Linked DNA regions of Homo sapiens: region 2 is linked to region 1. A link is a contact called in ENCODE Hi-C data. All regions are on one chromosome and are shown on one strand. The core of a region is the stretch at or near the end of the contact, and the rest is flanking DNA. Distances in the headings are between cores, read along the strand shown.

Evidence for each region. A loop is a pair of places that touch in the nucleus more often than their neighbours do. Pooled maps may share reads with other maps.
Region 2: a loop to region 1 is called in a map with no recorded cell type, with 23 times the contacts of the local background. The contact joins the enhancer-like site here to the promoter of SUSD6 in region 1. A Hi-C loop is called at or near these places in 3 of 37 single-sample maps with no recorded cell type and 7 of 50 pooled maps.

Annotation. Positions count from the first base shown.
Region 1 is chr14:69,609,662-69,613,967 of GRCh38, reverse strand. SUSD6 (sushi domain containing 6) reads right to left here and starts at 2,372. Exons shown (of 6, transcript NM_014734.4): 1 at 2,140-2,372. RefSeq lists a silencer at 1,854-2,623.
Region 2 is chr14:72,475,581-72,479,839 of GRCh38, reverse strand. It overlaps RGS6 (regulator of G protein signaling 6), which reads right to left. Exons shown (of 18, transcript NM_001204424.2): 11 at 3,000-3,098; 12 at 1,511-1,572. Among named protein-coding and RNA genes, the nearest start is that of MIR7843, 39 kb to the left of the region's middle. RefSeq lists an enhancer at 2,833-3,042. Within about 2 kb of position 2,104, at least 2 of the 41 ENCODE cell types and tissues checked have a DNase peak (open chromatin) inside an H3K27ac peak, as active enhancers do.

The DNA of each region.
Region 1 (4,306 bases), core at 1,123-3,622:
ATTCTACCCTTCTTTCTCTTCTATCTCACCAAATTCTGGGCTTTCAGAAGGCAGGCTTCAGCGAAAGAAGTCAAACTTGCCCATTTGACAGTGGGTTTGCTCTCAGGGTTTAAACACTGAGCACCCTGGCACCTGTCTCTATCTAGGTGTAAGTGAGGATTTGTTTCATATGCCATTTCTACTACAGTATCCAAAAAATTACTCTGCAGACAGGAAGTCCTATCTATCAGGACTCATACCAATACTGTCCTCTGTTTAACTCGCTGGGCAGAAGTTCCTTCAGCAGCAAATGGCCAGCAATGAAAGCTAACAACATAAACCAAAACAAATGGACTTAAAGGCTGTGAGTCCATGAGAGCTGGATTCTGACTTATTCAATGCAGTACCTGCAATACCTAGCACAGTGCCTGGCATACATTCGGTATCACATAACTACTTGGGAGTACTGAATGAAAGAATGAACAAATGAATCTTATGCAAACATACCGTAAGTGTGTACCCAGGAGAAAGAGTTTAGAATGCTCATGATCTGAGAAACAGCCTGAAGCAGCAGTGCTTTCAGAAGGTTTTAGAAAGACTCCAGGTTCAATTTTATCAAAAGGTAAACAAACCAGAAACTAGCAGTATAATCTAGTAGTTCAGACTGTGGGCTCCACCATGAGATACCTATGTGACATGGGCGAGTTATTTAACTTGTTTGGTTTGGGTCTCAACTAGAAGAATGGGGATAATAATATCTACATCAAAAGTCTGTTATTAAATGAGTTCAAAAAAGTAAAGCCCTTAGCACAAAGGTTGGTACTCAGTAAGTCCTCAAGAACCTTTCCATATTATTGCTGCTTAAATACCTTCTTTCCTGAGATGTAGACATACCTCCCCCAACTCCAGGAAAATTTTAATTTCTGGTTGAATATGCTTCTAGCTAAAAACACAAAACCCAGAGAACTCAGAAGTCAGTGCCAAGCACATGTCTCTACTAGCCTCCACTAGATGGTGACAGTTTGGGTGTGGAATTCCCAAAACAGAAAAGGTGTGTGTGCGTAACTCCTATGTATGTTTTTACACCAGAGGAACGAAAACAGCAAGAAATGAATTAACTACTGTGAAGGAAAGACATACTTCCCATCTCTGTAGATCAAAAAAGGGAGTAAATCCCTAGGCCTAATTGAACTGAGTAATCTTACTGCACCTCTGGAAGAGCACACAGGAGCCCAGTTAGCGAGAGCAACAAAGCCCAGCATGTCGCCTGCCACTGAAAGAAAATTCTGTGGGAACAACAGCTTTAGGCCTCCTTGCCCAGACGCCAACTTCCCTTTAACCAGCCCAAGACTTTATTTTGACGCCTCTTTGCTCCTGGGTCTTGCTGTCCCCATAACCACCTCCCCCTCCTGCTCCTAAATTCGTCCAGGGTAACTTTTCTCCACTTCAGCAGCTCCCCAGCCACGACTCCCATGAGGGAGAGTCAGATCCACACTCATAGCTGGGGTCTCAAAACCAAGCGAAAAAAGGAAAGTCTGTATGTACGTGCCTACTTTTTGAAAGAAAATAGCTGGTTTCGGGGAGTTTAGCCTGGTTAATAAGAGAAGTTTTTGAGATTAAAGAGCAGCCGAGGCGCGGGGGCTCCCGAATGCCGCGGTGCGCACAGGCGGGCTCTGAGATTTCCTCAGGAAATCCACCTTCTCTAAGCCAGCCCTGCCCCAGCGCAAGCCCCGCAGCTTTGCTGGGCTGAGGGCAGTAATGACAGTGGCACAGAGGGCCTCTGCCTACCTCCTCTGCACCCATCGGCACGGCGTCTGGCTCTTCCGGTGCTGCCCGGGCAGCGACGCGGGACGGCGCGCCCCGGACCGCGGGTCACCAAGTTCCCGGCCGCAAACCAGCCGCCGGTCCCCCCGGCCGCGCAGCCCCCACTGCTGGCCGGCTGGCCGCGCCACGCCAGCGCGGGGCTCCCAGCGGCGCGGCTCGCGGCCGGGTGACAGCGGGCCGGCGCAGAGAAGCGCGGGGAGCCGCCGAAGCCGGCCCGGGCTCCGGCCAGCGTCACTCCTGGGCGGTGCGCGCTGGTCCCGCGCCCCTGACAGCCGGCCGAGCGCGTCGATGGCACAATGCCGGCCCCGCCGCCCCCGGGCCGCGGTGACAACTCACCCGGGAGCCGGCGGAGACCTCCGGGATGGGGGCGCTCACAGCTTCCACGCCGCCGCTTGCGCGCGCCCGCAGTCTTCTCGGGTCTAGGCGAGGCCCCGCGTGCCCTTGTCTAGCTCGCTCTGGCCGGCGCTGTGGGCAGAGGAAGCGGGCGGGAGGGAGGGAGGAGGTGGGGCGGTCGCCGGCTTCGGAGAATAGAACGCGGCGGTAGCGACGGCTGCAGCGCCCGCGTCACTGACCCAGCTGTACCGCGCGGGCGGGGGAGGCCCCGCGGAGGGGAGGGGGCGGGGAAGGGGCGGGAAAGGGGCAGGGCCAGGCGCGCACGCAACGGCGCCGGCGTCGCGCCGCCGCGACCGCCCCGCCGGGAGGCCCTGCACGCACGCGCCGCCGGCCGGGCCAGGTACCCAAGGGAGAAGCGACGCGGTTGGGGAGGTGGGGGGTCCTTAAAGAGACAGTCCCTCTGCGCTGGAGTGGATGGGGCGGTGGCACCGACTCAGCTGGACTATGCGGCGTTTCCAGTGCGCTCTCCAGTTCGTTTACTATTATTATTATTTGCATGATTGAATTACTATTATTTGCAAAGAATTGTACTGCCCTGAGGTTTACAAGGCTTTTGGCGCATGTTGCCTTGTTAGCTCTTGAATTGCTCGTCTGACCTAGCTCGTCTGAAGCAGGTTATTATCTCCCTGTTAAGCAGTAATCCGAACTGTGGTTCCTAGCCTGCCAACATTAAAGCTGCCCGGGGGGTGGGTGGGGGTGAAAATGCAGATTCGGGGCCCCGAATGACCTCCAGCCATTGTGATTCAGTGGGGTCGGACTTGGGAATCTGTATTTTCACTAGCATTCTGAAGTGAGTGATCCTTCAGCATACTAAAAGCACACAAGGGATCTCAAGGTTGAGAAAACCGCAGTTCAGAGCCAGGACTGGCAGAGCCCGGGCTAGAAGCCTGCCACATTCCTAACTGTATTTCCCCTCTTGAGCCTTGCCTTCTGGGGCTATTTTCTAGCACATACTGAGTGAGCAGTTTGTGCACTGTATGGCTACATCGTTTATTGGTGATCTCTCATGCAGTGTGTCCTCGGTTTATGTGTTTACAGGGCCCGTGGCGCCTTGATGGGGAGGACTCTGGCTTTTTATCTTTGTACCCCAGGGCCTTGCACCGTGTCGGTCTCAGAGGTCCTCCATAAGTGTTAAGGAACTCCTACTTGTAAATCAGTGGTAGAGTCCACATCTGGACCTACAGACTTGTGTCTTTGCTGCAGCTTGGGTCAGGCAGGCCTCTTCTCCCAGATGCTCTTGGACAAAAGGATACACCTTCTCAGGGCCTCTCACCAGGCCTAGTTCTAGTAGGCTTTCGGGAAAAGCACTGTGAATTAACAGGGCATGTCCTTGTGAAGTAGCTTGAACCAAATAAACAGGATGCTCCTCCCCATGCACACAGACCCATCCCCAAAAGAACCCTTCCCTTCTGGGCCCCACAGCAACCTGTGGCTCGTTGCTATAATGCCTTTTTCATAAGTCTATCCTTGTTCTGCCTTCTTTCTTCCTTGCCTTCTTGGGTCCAGACTCATTAGAGAAGATGGGCACCCCTCCCTTCCTGCTCATTTGGGGCCACACTGCCCAGACCACTAGAAGATTGAAAAGCACAATTCAGAACTACCTGGGTCTGCCTCAGAGCACAACCAAATCAGTGTGGGCAGCAGGAACATGCCAGGCAGACCCAAGGCTCAGGGAGGGGACAAGGGGGAAGGAAGCAAGGGAAAGGGATGGAGGAAGAATTGGAGAAGATGAATGGAGGAAGGAGAAAAAGAAAGAAAGGAAAGGGAAGAAAGCAGGCATGGATGGTTCAGGTCAGATCAACTGCCAAAGTAACTGAGCCCCTGGCTGTGCACTGAAGTCAGTTTGGCCATTAAGAGGCTCAGTAACTTCATACAAGAACTGCCACCTTATAAAATCCCTTGTGAGACCCTATGCAGATCTGTCCATCACTACCCAAAAATCCTCAGTCGGGCGCGGTAGCTCACGCCTGTAATCCCAGCACTTTGGGAGGCTAAGGCAGGCAGATCACGAAGTCAGGAGTTTGAGACCAGCCTGGACAACATGGCGAAACCCCTTCTCTACTAAAAATACAAAAATTAGCCAGGCGTGGTGGCACATGCCTGTAATCCT
Region 2 (4,259 bases), core at 855-3,354, 2.9 Mb before region 1:
CCTCACAGGCCATGGATGACACCAAGAGAGTTGAGGCCATGCTGCTGTTTCACTCACAGCCACCTTTCTGGGGCAAAGGAACCACAGTGAGACCTAAAAAGCATTTTCAGAGCCTGGTACTCTGGCCAGAAGCCACACATGATGAGAGAGGAGGTATGAGGTGATTCTGCAGCCTACACAGCTAGCTGAAACAGCGACTCCAGAGTGATCAGTACCTCAGTGTAAGCTGAGCTCCAGCCAGGGCAACTTTCCAGCACATTTGCATAGAAAAAGCAGGAGTGTCAGTCATTCTCAATGGGAGTGACTTTCACCCCACCCAGGGGACATTTGGCAATGTCTGGAGACATTTTTGGTTCTCACAGCTGTGGTGGTGGGGGACTACTGGCCTCTAATGGGGAGAGGTCAGGAATGCTGCTAACTATCCTATAATTCATAGGACATTAAGAACACAACAAGGAATTATCTGGCTCAGAATGTCACTAGTGCCACAATCGAGAAACCCTGGAATAAAGACGTGAGCCCAAGTCCAGGGATGTCCTTAGCCCCTGAAGGTAGGGTATTCAATCAGACTCTTTGTTTGGGGTTGGAGTTTTTATACCTTCCATTTGTTGTAATTTATCTAGAAAAAAGATGTGAATCAACCCAGGAGCCAGCAGAGAAAGGCTTACAGGCTTATAGATGGCTCTCACAGCCAGCCCCCTGTAGGAGCTGGGCTTAAAAGACTCAGTTTATCTGACATCCAATAAATACCAAGACCCAACTTAAGCTCTTGATTCCTTAAGCAATTGGTCATTGCTTTAACGGTAGCATATGGATGAATAAATGTTCACTACTGAGCTGCCTGGTTAGATTTATTCCATATAGATTCCCCATGTGGTCTCCCATCTTCACGGAAGAGTTAAAAAAACAGACCATTTAGTTGATAAAATTGAGTCTCCCATGAGTTAACGGAGTGGAACTAGCTACTGGTGCAGAATGAAGCACACACACCGCTGTGGAAGCCAGGCTGGAGGGGCCAAATATTTTCTTTACAGCTGATTCGATGCAGTTCAGTGGTTGATGGCGTGTGGAGGCGGAACACTTCCCGATGATCCAGTCCCCTCCTGTCTATGCAGCCAGCACCTCAAAGGACACACATAATTTCTTTTCCCCTATAAAGTGAATCTGGGCATTTTATAGCTGAAAGGGGAGCAATTTCCATTTGAATTAATCCAGAGGCTGAAGGCAAAGGTGCATTATGTAGCTTTAAAGGACATTCTTCCTTGATTGACAAGGTCCCGTGGCCACCCCCTGTAAAGCCTTAGCAACGGAACATTTCTTGACATCACTCAAGGGAGGTCTGTTATCTTAGTTATACTCACATGGAGCCTGTGGGTTTTTCTGCACCCCAGTCTAAGGAATAACTACAGTCTAACTCTTGGCATTGAACACATTCGTTAACCATAACCCTGTAACATTTCTTCCCTGTTAAATTAGAAGAAAGTAGTAATATTATTAAAGGAAAACATACCTTTCAGCCACTTTGGACATTTTCAAACAATGTCTGTCGATCTGTGCGTTCAAAAATGTTATCTGGGAAAATAGAGAACACAGATGTTAAGACCAAACTAAAATTATTTTTTTCCCCTCGCTCCACAAACCCAAATCCTGCATTTCCACCAAGATCCAAATACCTCCTCTGGCCAGACATCTCCAACTCCCTCAGCTCTGCCCTCCAGCAAATTACTTGTGCCTCTGGACATCCCTATCATACAAGATTCATATTCTGCAATTTAGCCTTTGTCTCATCTCCTCCTATACTGTGGTGTGATTTAAGTCTTGCTTTCCAAAATTTAAAGGCAATGTATTTTCTACGTAGCTTAGCAACAGCATGGACAGGTGAAATGTGCCCCATAAATACCTGTTTTGAACAATCCCCAGTGACCCCTCCTCTGCCCACCTTTCACAGGCACGTCACACCCATGTCCTTGGCATGCTTGACTGGAATCATCAAATAGCTTTTTTTCTGTGTGGTTTTTTTTTCTTTTTTTCTTTTTTTTTTTTGAGACAGAGTCTCATTCTGTTGCCTAGGCTGGAGTGCAGCGGCATGATCTCAGCTCACTGCAACCTCCACCTCTCAGATTCAAGTGATTCTGCTGTCTCAGCCTCCCGAGTAGCTGGGATTATAGTCACACGCCACCAAGCCCGGCTAACTTTTTTCTATTTTTAGTAGAGATGGGGTTTCATCATATTGGTCAGCCTGGTCTCAAACTCCTTACCTCAGATGATCCACCTGCCTCAGCCTCACAAAGTGCTGGGATTACAGGTGTGGGCCACCGAGCCCCGAGCCCCGCCAAATAGCTTTTTTTTTTCATATATCCATTACCTCTTACCCATCAGATAATAAACTTGTCAAGGGCAAGCACCTCAAAGTTTACTCCTTTGGGTTTTGCCCTCTAGGAACCAGCAAGGCATAATATAAACAGTAGGTTGCTTTGTTACCAGTAAATATCAGAAGGAAGTAATATAATTAGCCATTGTCTGTTGACCTGGGCTGCTCATCATGAAAGAAAATAACATTCAACCAAGTAATGCTGAAATGGCATTGGGAGTAGAGCTTTATTTATTCTTAAACTTTCCTTTCAAATCACAGCAATAAAGTAGACCATCCTGAGCTGGTGCATTCCAATTATAAGGACTGTGTGACATGAGCCCCCTCCTTCCTCCAGCTCCCACAGCGGACTGTGGGAAACCCCATTACAGCAGTTACCCCAAGGCATGGGATGACTCATTTACGCCCTTTTCTAGTAACTGCTGGAGGAACTGGGTAGAGAATTCTTTCTCTCAAGCTTCCGTGGCTTGTTCACACACAGCACTTAAAAGGTTCAATCACCCACAGCTGGGTTCCACTGTGGTTTCCAGGAACTCAAAGCTTGCTCAATCTTCAGAGTTGAACATTTGAAAGGGTTTTTAAACTGGCCACGTCTCCTCCTGAGAGTGCAAGCTGTCAATTCATTCACCTGTTTCCGGATGTCCTCTTTTGTTGTTTTCCTGATTGGTTGGCTGAGTACATGCACCGGGCTCTGTGCCTGGGACTCTTCAGTCACGCCATACACGGACTAGGAGAAGAAGCAAGCACAGAGGATCATCCACCCACAGAATTGGAGGGTGGCTTAGGGGTCAGCTAGTCCAATGACTCATCCAATTTCGTGAATCCCCTCATGACAATAAGAGATTGGTCTCTGCTTTTATTTCTTCAATGATGAGAATGCTGCCTCTTAAGGCATGTCATCTCATCTTTGGGGTACCACTATAACCCAAATCCTATCTTTTATTGGGCTGAAAATAGCCTCCTTGTATCTCAGTGTTTCTCCAAATATGGTCCATAGACCACCTGCAAAGAATCACCTGGGTGTGCTTGGAAAAGACACGTTGCTGAGTATCCCCTCGCCCCCTGGACTTACTGCATCAGAATCTTTGTGGGTGGGTTTGGAAATCTGCACTTTTATCAAATGCCCCAAATGATTCTGAATAAAGAAAGTTCAAGAGCCACTGCCAAAGAGTATGCACAAAAGATCCCCTCTACATTTCCGTTGGTCAGCAGATTCCCATCTGGTACAAAACTGGGATGGCAGCATTTCAGGGTTTCCCTTTCAAGTTAAACAGTTTTCTGGCCTAAGTTTTTCCACATGTCCGTAGCTATAGCTACATTTAAAGCTGTTCCTCGTATTACGGAAAGACTAAACACAATCTTTGCAATGGGAAAGAAATGAAACACTGAAGGGCATGCAATGTGTAGTCAAAATCATCAAAATGCAGAAGGGCTCAGATAAGGTGGATGTGACTCCATGAAATTCTGTAATGTTAGAATTATGGGGCTCTTGAAGATGAAATGAGGACATTTTAGGACTAACATTTTAAAATATAATACAGTGGATATTGTTAAGTCAGTGACGAACAAAATATGTAAGTAGATTAAAGAAGTTTATATACATACGCCATGTCTAGTGTGTGTGTGTGTGTGTGTGTGCGTGTATTTTTTTTTAATGCATACATGAGAGAGAGCTAATTGGTCATCACAAGAAATAGGAATGTTTGGGGACACATCTCCACTCTTTGGAATTTTTTTTTGAGATGGAGTCTCGCTCTTGTTGCCCAGGCTGGAGTACAATGGCGCGATCTCTGCTCACTGCAACCTCTGCCTCCTGGGTTCAAGCGATTCTCCTGCCTCAGCCTCCCAAGAAGCTGGGATTACAGGTATGCACCACTGTGCCCAGCTA